Regions from separate parts of the Homo sapiens genome. Here region 2 is linked to region 1. A link is an interaction called in ENCODE POLR2A ChIA-PET data of the cell type or tissue named here. Cell type or tissue: CD4-positive, alpha-beta T cell. All regions are shown on one strand. Links, peaks and the distances in the headings refer to the core of each region. The heading gives the core; the rest is flanking DNA.

Region 1 (5,369 bases), core at 176-5,175:
AGGATGTTGTCTACCCTTGCTACAAGGTAATAGGAGGACACTGGGAGTTGGCATCTTGATGTAATAAACACAGGATTCGAAGATAGATAGACATGGGTTCAAATCTCAACCCCAAGCCTTGGAAGCTGGGTGACCCTGCATGAGGCACTTCTGAGTGGCCCTTGCTTTTCTGTCTCTAAACACGGATGATCATAATCATACCAGTCTCCACTGACTCCAGACAGTGGTCATTAGATCCAATGAGTCAACACATGGGAGTACACTTTACAGAGTCAGTTATAACCAGGCATTAGCTGTCAAATGAATGAGTCCGGTATCTAGGAGAGTTCACTGCCTGAGGAAGGAAATCCAACCAATCCCCTGCCTGAGAGCCGAGAGCAGCCAGCTCTAAGGCACCTCCTGGAAGATCTTGCAGCCCTCTGGCACTGAGTTCTTTCTTCTCCAACTTCCTACCCCCACATGTTTATAGTCCACACCACATCTAGTTCTCACAGTTCAGAAAGTCCTCCAAGCCAGCCCATCTGAATCCTTTAATGACCTGCTCCTTCCCTGCTTGCTTTCCTTTGCAGAGCCTCCTTCTATCAATACTTTCCCCCTCACATGGAATCCATCCTCACACAGGCCTTTCAGGAGGAAACTTCCCCTGGGCCCCTGACCAGTGTTTCTTTTCAGAGCTTCATCATTTCCCAGGTGGCTGAGGTTGTAGATTTCAAAGCAAGGCCACAGAACGTAAGCTCCGGGCTGGTTTTCACTGCTTCTGCCAGCCCTGCTGCTTACCCTCACACGTCCCTGAAAAGCTTTGGCTGGAACCAGATGCCAATAGGCTAAGGTCCCTGTTGCCTGGCCCTCCACAGCATCCAAACCAGCAAACCAGGGGCTTCCCTGGGGCCGAGTGACCTTCTCTGGGAAGTAGGCCAGAGCTCAGCAAAGTGCTGCCTCTTCAGCCACTGTGACTGTGTGACGCCTGGGCTGAATCCCAAAGAACGAGGGCCCAGCTCTGCGGCTGAGAATCTCAGTAGGGGCAGGGCTACAGGGACCTCCATGGTCAGCAAGCTCAACCTTGTCATTGTCCAGAGGAGGATACTAAGGCCCAAAGAGGCTTGGCAATGTGGATAAGGTAGCAATCTGATAGCAGAGATGTGCTAGGCCATGGTCCTCTCTCCCAGCCCAGGGCTATTTACACCACCCAACAGCTCCTAGTGCCTGGACAAGAAGACTCCAAAGCCCAGCTTCCGATTCTTTCCTTTTGAGTTGCTCTTTGGCTTTCCCAGGGAAGAAGATGGCTGTTTAATTTATTCATCCTTCCAATTTCAGATTAAGAGGGACTGGAAAGAACAGGAGCTATAAGGTAAATACTATTAGTGTCCCTATTTTATAGATGGGGACACTGAGACTTGTAGATATCAAGTATCTTGCCTAAGGTCCCACAGCCAGTACATGGTGGTGCTGGAATTGCAATGCAGGTGACTGGCTCTATCACATTGTGCTGCCAGCACTACACACCTGGTGAATTACCCCTCAACCTGAGAAGCACTTGCTGCTCCTTGGAGCCCTAAAGGATAGGCTGGAATGAGGAAAACTCAGTCTGTCTCCCATCTGGGGTTGGGTAACACAAGCAGTGGCTAGAGTTTAGTAGAGAGGATGTATCCAAAGAGAAATCCCCAAGGAGGCAGAGAGACTCCAAGATTTGAGCAGCTCACCATAGGGATCGAGCCACTTTCTCCAGATGGTCACAGATGAGGATTCTAGCAGCAATTGCAAATGAGAGGAACTTTACCTCTCCTGGTTCCACAGTTCTCTGAGCCTCAGTTCTATTTATTTTTTAATCAGTAAAACTGGGAACTCAAATTACTTGTCCAAGATTCCTTCCTCATCAATAGCAAACAAGTATTGAGCACGGTGCTGAGAGCCTTTACATAGCAGCATCAGCACCCACCATCCCTCCTGGAGAGGAATGGGCAACAAAGTCCTTGCTTCAATGTCTTAGATTAGTTGAGAAAACACATTTTGAAGAGTGCATAAACTGGTCCTTGCTTGCAGGTTCAAGTGGCCCTTCTAACCGTCAGAGTCCATAAATGGAATGGGAATTTGGGGAATGGCTCCTTCCCATTCCATCCTCCAGTTTCCTCCCATTCCAGGCCTATTTCACCTCCCTGATTTCTTAACCCTCAGACTTCAAGAGGCCACGCGAGCCTTCATACACTGCGCATCTTTCTGCAGCAGGACTCTATGGGGGCCAGAGAAGCCTGGGGAGAGGTGGCTCCACGTGCTTTACCCAGAACAGCATTCCTTCAGGTTGAGTTCACCCTGCCCAGACTGACAGCATGGTGGGCATCCACTCTTCGCTTCCATTCTCAAAAAAACATCTGCTTCAACTGTTATCCCAAGCACACAGTCCCCCGACCAGGATGAGAGAGAGCTGGGAAGGAGAAAGAATCGCAATCTGCACACTTGCTTCATTATTCCACTTAATACTCACAGTAGCACCACCAGTTTATAGAAAAGGAAATCAAGTCTGAAAATGACTTACCCAAGGTCCCATGACATATAGATGGAAAACCAGGACACAAAGGCAAATCTGACTCCAAACCTGCCTCCTAACCACTCAGGTATCAGATTTGGCATTCACCCATTCATATCCAGAGAGTTAGCCTTTTATGCACTTCCAAATGGGGGTTTCAGCCCAGCCTAAGGAGAGCCTCAAACTCCTTTAGTGAAGTCCAGGCATTCTCTGAAGCAAACGGCCCCACCCATCCACCGTGGCAGGCCTGGCCTCCCATGGCTCCTCTGTGACATGTAGACTGGGCTGTCCCTGTTACTTGAAACACTTTGCTGGGAAGAGATCCCTTCAGCCTTCTCCCTGAGCCATCGCATGTTATCAGCCTCATCCTTCCTTCCTTCCCCATGCAGGAGGGAGCGACTTTGCCAGTCCAGAGGTCTGAGGTCTCAGCCTTGCCAGGTGACATCTAGGGCCTCATAGCCCTTGCTGGAGAGGTCCTTGCTGGAGAGGCCCTTGCCGGAGAGGCCCAACATGCTCACAACCCTCGGAATGTTTGCAGCTTGGCAGGACTGAGTGACCCAGTTTCCCCGGCAGGGAAGCTCACTTGGCTAGTGGGCTGTGCAGGGTTTGGCATCTGCACGTCTCTCCTGCCCTCTGCTGGTCACCAGGCAGGAGGCTTGCCAGGGCAGGCAATCCCACACTGTGTCCGCTGTGGGAATTGACTCTCAGGCCTGTAAATATTTGCTGAATTAACTGAATGAATGAGTGTATCATGTACAGTTCTAGGCTTTAGGGCCTAAAGTGGCCGAAGAGACAGGAGCTACTCTGGGAAAAGAGTGAATTCTGCTGAGCTGGGCCTGTGTTCCCAGCAGGCCTCCCCCTATACTTTCCTCCTGCGTCCCTGCATAACCAGCTCTCCGCTCCCTCAGAGGCGCTCCCCTCCCTCACAGCGTGCTGCCATTCTAGGATGAATTAGATCTTCCCAGGCCCAGGTCAACTAGTTTCATCACCACCTGACTCGTTACATTTCCTCTACCACATTCCCATGGAGTGGTCTCAAATCTCTGTTTGAATGCCTCCAATGGCAGGCACTCACTATCAGGTAGCCCTTTCCACTTTCCGAGAGCTATAATCAAAAGAATGCTCTTCTTTTTTCACACTAAATCAGCCCTGACACTTCCACTTAGAGACCCAGTTCTTACCTGTTGGTCACTCAGAAGTCTGACCAGGCCACCCTGTGACAGCCTTTCAACTCCTTGAAGACGGCAGTCATATTCCTGAGACTTCTCTTCTCTCCCCGCAAACACACTGGGCTCTCTACTTCCTGCCATTTATCTTAGTAAGTCTGGAAGACTCGGACAATGACTCTCCAGTGGTGGAATTCTAAAAGATGAAGGTATTTTCAGTCTGAAGACTTTCTGCACTTGAACTTAGCCAAAAGGCCAAGAAGCGAGTCTGAAGACCTTCTGAAAGGCAACTTTCTGTCTACTCTAGGAGAAGTCCTAAATCACAAAATGGGATAATTATTTGGCCACAGCTTGCAAATTTACAAAGCTCTTTCATAGGCCACCATCTCAGTGTGTAAAAGTATCATCATCCCAATTTTAGGGATGAAAACAGCAAGGCCTCACAGAGGAAAAATGCTTCACTGGTGATCATACAGGAAGCAAAAGCTAAGTGGTACTCAGACTCAATCTTCTGATTCCAAGTCTACCATTCTTTATACAAAGGCATTGCTGCTTCTGCCTTTTGAGAACGTAAAAAGAAAAAAAAAAGGCAGATAACAAGTATTGAGCACTTACTATATGCCAGACATTGTTCTAAGGGGCTTAATATTTATTAACTTCATGTCCAAAATGACTTTGTAAGGTATGTATGTACACTTATTATTATTCTAATTTTATTTTCCAGGGTTAGTACATTCAAAATCCAGGACACTAACCAGTGCAATTCAGCTCAAGAACTAACACTTAACCACATCACCATGGCTCTCCATGCTTGCCTAAGTTTATACATACATCCATCTTTGTTTCTCTCCTTGCCTCTCATTTATCGGACCAATGATACTGTGGAGAAAGTTAAAGAAGAGTTCCCCAGTGGTGGGAGTGGGGAGACTTTCCTTCCTTTCAAGGCAGTGAACCAGAGGCAGTGAATCCTAGCTCTGCCACTTTTCAGCAAGTGACCTTGGGCCAAGTTATTCAACCTCCCTCCTCTCCTCGGTTTCATCATCTGTAAAATGGAGGTGCCACCAGCACCGACTTCATTGGGTTTCCGTGAGTTATGAGTTAATGTTTTTGTAAAGTGGTTAGAGAAGTGAATTTCTATTACTAAATTTGGACCCTCGGCTGTTTGAGGTGACTGGGGCAAAGTCTAGAGGGTGGGTAAAAGCAGGCACCATCCTGTGGGAACACAGAAGGAAAGAGCCCTGGAGCCCAGACGGAGGATGGGCTGGGGGAGGTGGAGTGGAGAGAGAAACTGATGGAGAACTGGGATGACTTTTGGTGGGATCTGACCCTTTCATGGAGTCACAGTTTCTCTGAGTTAAAAGTATCTTTCTAGGGCATCTAATCCAGCCAAGCAGTGGAGCAGGCACAAGTCTCCAGTCTCAGCCAGAGGCCTTGGAAGATGAAGAATTCCATTTCCTAAGACTGGGGGCACACTGCATTAAAATAAATGACACTTGGTAGGCTGGAGTTGAGGGAGGTTCTCTCTGGCCTCTTGAAGAAACTAGACAGCAGGGATATAAGGTCCAGATGCCTTTACACCTGGCCTCAATTTGGTCTCATATTCTGTTTTCAGGAACAATACAAATCTGTAGCAGAACTACATGAGTTCCAAGCTGATAGCACACTGATAATAATAGCTAATA
Region 2 (5,369 bases), core at 246-5,245, 110 kb before region 1:
TATACTCTTCTATATATTCTGTTTCTATTGTATATTCACTCTGTACATGTGGGTGTAAATGCTGTTAAATGACAAACCCAATATTATACTGTGGCTGGTGGACTATTTTCATCCTCAGTGCTGTACAGATCTATTTTCATTGTATATTTGATATATTTTTAATTTTGTAGCGTGTGGCTGGGCCAGGCCCCAGCGGGAGGGGCTGAGCTGGGGCTGTGTGCTTGCTAGGTGTGGGCGCGCTAGTGCTCGTTGTAGCCTTTTGCTGTGTCTTCGCTGTGTGTTAGACGTAGGGCCTAGAGCTCGGGGTGTGTGTGTGCGTGCTGTGTGTATGGTGTGCACATACGTGAGTGTGGGTGTGTGTAGCGTGCTGATCTGTGACTCCCAGTGTTCACCACCTTCCTGAAGACCACGCTCCCTCCCCCTGCCTCCTCCTCCTCCTCTTGGCTCTATTGGGAGCCTCAGGGCCGGCAGGGTGCTTCGGGAGCCCCCTGCTACGGGGAAAGGCATGTGTTTCTTGCTGGTGACTCATTGCCTTCACACCACTGGGTTTGCCAGAAACAGGGAAGGAGGGCGTTAAGGGAAAAAAAAAATCCTCAAATTTATTTACCAGTCAGCTTCTTGCTGTTCCCAGTAGAATCGCTAGCTCTTCTCCAGAGGAAAAGTACTAGGATTCTTAAGATGGCGAGACCCCAAGAGGGATCTCATAGCACTGCTGCATTTGCCGTTGACGCAGTCCTGACAGTGTTTGAAAAGGGCCGCCTGCCCCCTCCCCACTGTGCTTTTGATGCCTTTGGAGTCAAAGGCAGGTGGGGTCACCTGATGAGCTAAGATCCAGCCCCAGAATCCTGGAGGAGCAGGAGGTAGCAGGAGAGGACCAGGTCCCCAAGTCCCTTCACAGGGTCCCCACCCCCACTGGCTTTGGTGCTGTCCACACAGTGCCCACCAGAAGGCAGAGGGAACTCCAGGGCAGGGATGTGCCTGAAAGAGTCAACAGTCCCCTGATCCCCTACCTCTGCCTGCCCTCCAGCCCCATCACCAGCTTCTTGCTCAGGGAGACTTCCGCCCTCCTCACTGAGGCAACATGAAGCCCGAGGCCCAGATGGGGGCTGAACAGGTAGGGCACATCAGTTAATGCCAGTGAGGTCAGCTTCTGCCCTCCAGCAATACATGTGCAGGGGTTGCTGCTTTCCCAGTGCCAGGAGAACCCCCGCTCCGAGTCAGCCTGTGTGGGTCATGAGGCTGGGGCCCAGGAGACACGGTCCCAGGCACTGCACAGGCCTGCAGTATTACCAGGCGGAGGGGCTGCTTTTCTGCCCTTCCTCACCCCCACGCCCCACCCCACTCCCCCAGAGTACTCCCCACTGTGAAAAGAGCTGGAAACTAAACTGGTTAGAATGAACCTGGCTCCCTGAGCATCCCTGGATCCTTCAAATAGGCCCTGAGATGTGAGGTCTGCTGCTTCACTGGGGCCCGATGACTTTGGCTGGGGGAGGGGGCCTAGGGCCTCTTCTCATTGAAAGCTCTGCTTTATACAGACCCAAGCATACACACCAGGCCGTCACTTTGGGTTCTGGCATAAGTTCAGAACAATTCAAGTCCATGTGTCCCATGGCTGGTCAGAGCCCTGGGTCAAAACCACTCAGCCCAGGGGAGGGGATGAGGCATTGTCACCCTAGACCCCTCTTCCTCTCTCCCCCACCATAGTGTGCAATAAAGTGTCTGTTCTTACCAAACCCTTCTTGCCTTTCTCACCTGCTCTTGCAATGAGGGAGAGGGAAGGGTGGCCAAGGATCCTGCGGGAAGCTTTGGGGTGAAAAGCTTGGACTGGGATGGGTGGACAGGACTGCTGAGGGGGGTTGTGGGTGCTGGCTGGCTGAGGAGCAGCGCGGGGAGTGTGCACAGGTTCATATCTGTATTTTCCTATGAATTGTCCTAGGTATTAACAATGCACACACTTGTAGAGGGCCCTATTGGGGTCCAGCGATTCCACATGTCTAATTTCCTGTCATCTTTGCAACCGTTTCCTAAGGGAGACCCTTTGCTGGCTACATTTTTCCAGGTGAAACTGCATCTGAAATTAGGATGGTATTTGGTGGTCTCTTACAGGACCCTGTAGGGGAAACTCCTGTCCCACCTGACTACCAGGAAAAGCTATACTTGTCAGCCTGGCAAGGGTGGGGTGTGTGGAGGCCCACCTCAGGGAAGGACAGGGGTGGGAAGGTGCCAGTGTTGAGAGGTCTGACAGCAAGGACCAGGACTCTCTTGGGTGCTGGGTTGGGGGGGGGGTGGGCTCCCCTGGAACAGGCATATTCTAAAGTTCTGCCCCTCTCTTCAAGATAGCTATCCCTCTTGCAAACTTCAGTAGAAGGTAAAGACGAACTAGGGGATCTGACATCACCTCTGTTCTAACATTCCAGCCCCAAGTATTCATTTATTAAACACCCACTGAATACTCAGCACTGTGAAGAACGGACTGTGCTGGTGGCTGGGAAGCTCTTCTTCCTGCCTCACCCTCTAGGAGCACCGACATTGAAAGAAACAAGAAGTCTGGCTCCTGGAGGAGGCCTCACCCCCACCCCACCCAGCTCCAGGCTGGAATGATGCTGCTTGCACTCAGACGCACACAGCCAAGGACCCTGAAGGAACCTGCCATTTTCTTCTCTTGCCATAGAAAGTGTTGTTCCAGGAATAGCCACCAGATGGCAGGAAAACCTTTCTCGCCAGATCATAGTCTGCTTGCCTTCCTCTCTGTCATTTATTCCTTTGTGGGTTAGTTTATTTGTTGAACAAACATTTATTACGTACCCACCCTGGACAGGCTCCATGCCAGCTATAGATGAATAAAGATAAAATCAGCCCCTGCTGTCCTGAGTTTGGCAGAGGGAGGGGACCGGCCCTATAACTCCACATCTCCCCATGTATCTTTCAAACCAGGAAATGGCCTGGTGCTGAAAGTCACTCCTTGTCAAGTATTCAGTCTTTTGGTTGAAGGTAATGTTTTTGGTTGAGATGCAAGCCCTCTTGCCAGGAGGGGCACACAGATCCACCAAGATGCAGCATAACAAGGGCTTTGGTTCCAAGGAGCTCTAGAGTCATACTTCTCAAGTTCAAGTTCAAATGCCACCCAGCTTCCTGCTTCCTGGGAGGCCTTGAGCGAGTCATTTAATCGCTCTGAGCTTAAATGTCCTAGTCTGTAAAACAGACATAATAAATAGATTCAATGAGATAACACATGTTGGTCCAGTTATCTATTGCTGTGTTCCAAGTTACTCCAAGTCTGAGCGGCTTAAAACAACCATTCTATCTCGCAGTTTTCTGAGTAAGGAATTCAGGCAGGACTCGTCTGAGCAACTCTTCTGGTGGCAACCAAGGTCACTCAGTGATATTCAACTAGCAGCGAACTAGTCTGGAGGGTCCAAGGCAGCTGCCCTCACATTCACTCAAATGCCGGGCACTCCAGTGAGAATGGCTGGAAGACTGAGTTCAGCTGGGCCTGCCGGCCAGAGTGAGCACCTACAACTGCCTCTCCAGCATGGCTACTTGGCCAGACTTCTGACTGAAGGGCTTAGGGTCCCCAGAGAGACCATTTCAAGAGACAGGAGGTGGAAGCTGCCAGGTTTTTAAGGCCTGGGGCTGGAAAATGGCACAGTACCTCTACCATCTTCTGTGGGTCACAGCATCTGCCCAAATAAAGGGGAGGGCACACAGAAGCCCCCCTTGTTGATGGGGAGTGGGGAGAGTCTGGCTGCCCATGTAATGGGCTGATTCTAGAGTGTTAGGGATCTTTGTCATCAGTCACCTGCACATGCATGGAAGCCTTCTCCTGAGGGGATGTCAGCTTAGAGACACAGAACTGGGACACACAGCAGGTCATTTCTGGTGGGGAGGTGAGTGGTTAAGTTTGGGCCCTGGGTGGAGGGAGCAGTCAGAGGAGGATGAGAAGGGCATGCAGGAGGACAGGTGAGGCCACTGCTTCTGCCTCAGGTTTGCCCCAGGGCAGGTGGCATGAGTGGTTTGAATCATGGGTCTGTCGCCAACCATACCACCTTGGGGAAGCCACTTTAACCCTGGAATCTCCATTTTCTGATCTGTAAAAGGAGGACGACAATAAAATCTCTTCCTTAGAGATGGTATGAGGGAAAAATGAACTTCATCAGTAACATCTACTGGAATACAGTATCGACTTCTTTCCATATGGGGATACAATAGGTGCTCATTAAATATTTCCTTCCTTCCTTCTTGCGATCCTGGGCAAGGCCATGGGGCCTACTTCATTCTGGGGGCCCCATCACCCATGCAATGAGCCATCTCCTAAAGCTATTCACAAAGGACAGTTTCAGCCTAAAATCCAGAGAAGCCAAGGAAGGAAGGCAGAAAAGGAACTCTCTCCAGGAAAGGGAGTACCAGAGTGTGGGGGTCTCACTGATCCTGTACATTATCATGTTCACCCCAGCAGTCACCACCAGACAGCTCCAGTCATAGGGACTTGGGCCAAGGCTAAAGTATTCCACAGACCACAAGGCTATTGTGGGGTTTTGTTTTTGTTTTCTTTGTTGTTGGTTGGCCCCAAATTCTTTTTAATACTTCTCCCATCAAAAGTGGAGTCTATGCTCCTCCTCTTGAATCTGGGTGAGCAAATGCTTCCTGTGACCAACAGGGTATAGTAGAAGTGATGCTATGTGACTTCCAAGGCTAGATTAGGAAAGGCCGTGCCACTTCCACCTGGTGTTCTAGGGATACTCATTCTAGAGGCAGCCAGCTGCCATGTAAGACAGCCAACCACCCTGAGACTGCCATGCTAGGGAGGCGATATGTTTGCAGATGCTTAGGTTGACAGCTTCAGCTGAGCTTCCAGCCAACAGCCAGTGTCAACTGCCAGCCACATGAACACAGCATACTGAACGTTTAGCCCAGCTGAGCTTCAGATGTTTGCAGCCCGCTGACATCTGATTGTAGCTGCATAAGAGACCCTAAGCAAGAACTGTTCAACTGAGCCCTTCCTTATTTCCTGACCCATAAAATAATAAACAAAATAAAATGGCTGTTGGGTTTATATCACTACATACTAGGGGTAATTTGTTTCATAACAATAGTAACCAGAATATGAACCTTAGTGATTATCTGGTCAAACCTCCTTGTACAACAATGGGGGAAACGGAGGCCCAAAGAGGAAAAGACCAGACTTCCCACAACCAAGCAAGGGGAAGATCGGGGCCAATGCCTGGGTTTCTTGACTCCCAATCTAGTGCACTCTCTGCCACACAGCAAGAAACTGACAGGGAGGACTCCTCCCCCGCCACCCCCCGCCTCATTAATTCCATGCATCAAGCAAGCATGAATCAGGTATTTTGAGTGCCTGGGATTGTGCT

The links. Peaks named below come from ENCODE experiments on the same cell type or tissue, not always from the same donor. Only the 100,000 strongest peaks of a DNase experiment are listed, where the experiment ranks them.
Region 2: POLR2A ChIA-PET joins it to region 1 with 16 read pairs; 25 of 35 experiments call an interaction of 5 or more read pairs at or near these places.

What each region holds. Positions count from the first base shown.
Region 1 is chr1:110,309,618-110,314,986 of GRCh38, forward strand. All of the region lies in intron 2 of RBM15-AS1 (RBM15 antisense RNA 1), which reads right to left. Among named protein-coding and RNA genes, the nearest start is that of RBM15-AS1, 27 kb to the right of the region's middle. In CD4-positive, alpha-beta T cell, for the core only: CTCF peaks have their summits at 3,162 (motif pointing left) and 3,363; a DNase peak (open chromatin) is centred at 3,144.
Region 2 is chr1:110,200,470-110,205,838 of GRCh38, forward strand. It overlaps SLC6A17 (solute carrier family 6 member 17), which reads left to right. Exons shown (of 12, transcript NM_001010898.4): 12 at 1-1,733. Among named protein-coding and RNA genes, the nearest start is that of KCNC4-DT, 6.8 kb to the right of the region's middle. RefSeq lists an enhancer at 2,577-2,626. In CD4-positive, alpha-beta T cell, for the core only: CTCF peaks have their summits at 2,739 (motif pointing right) and 2,939; a DNase peak (open chromatin) is centred at 2,692; H3K27ac peaks cover 427 bases.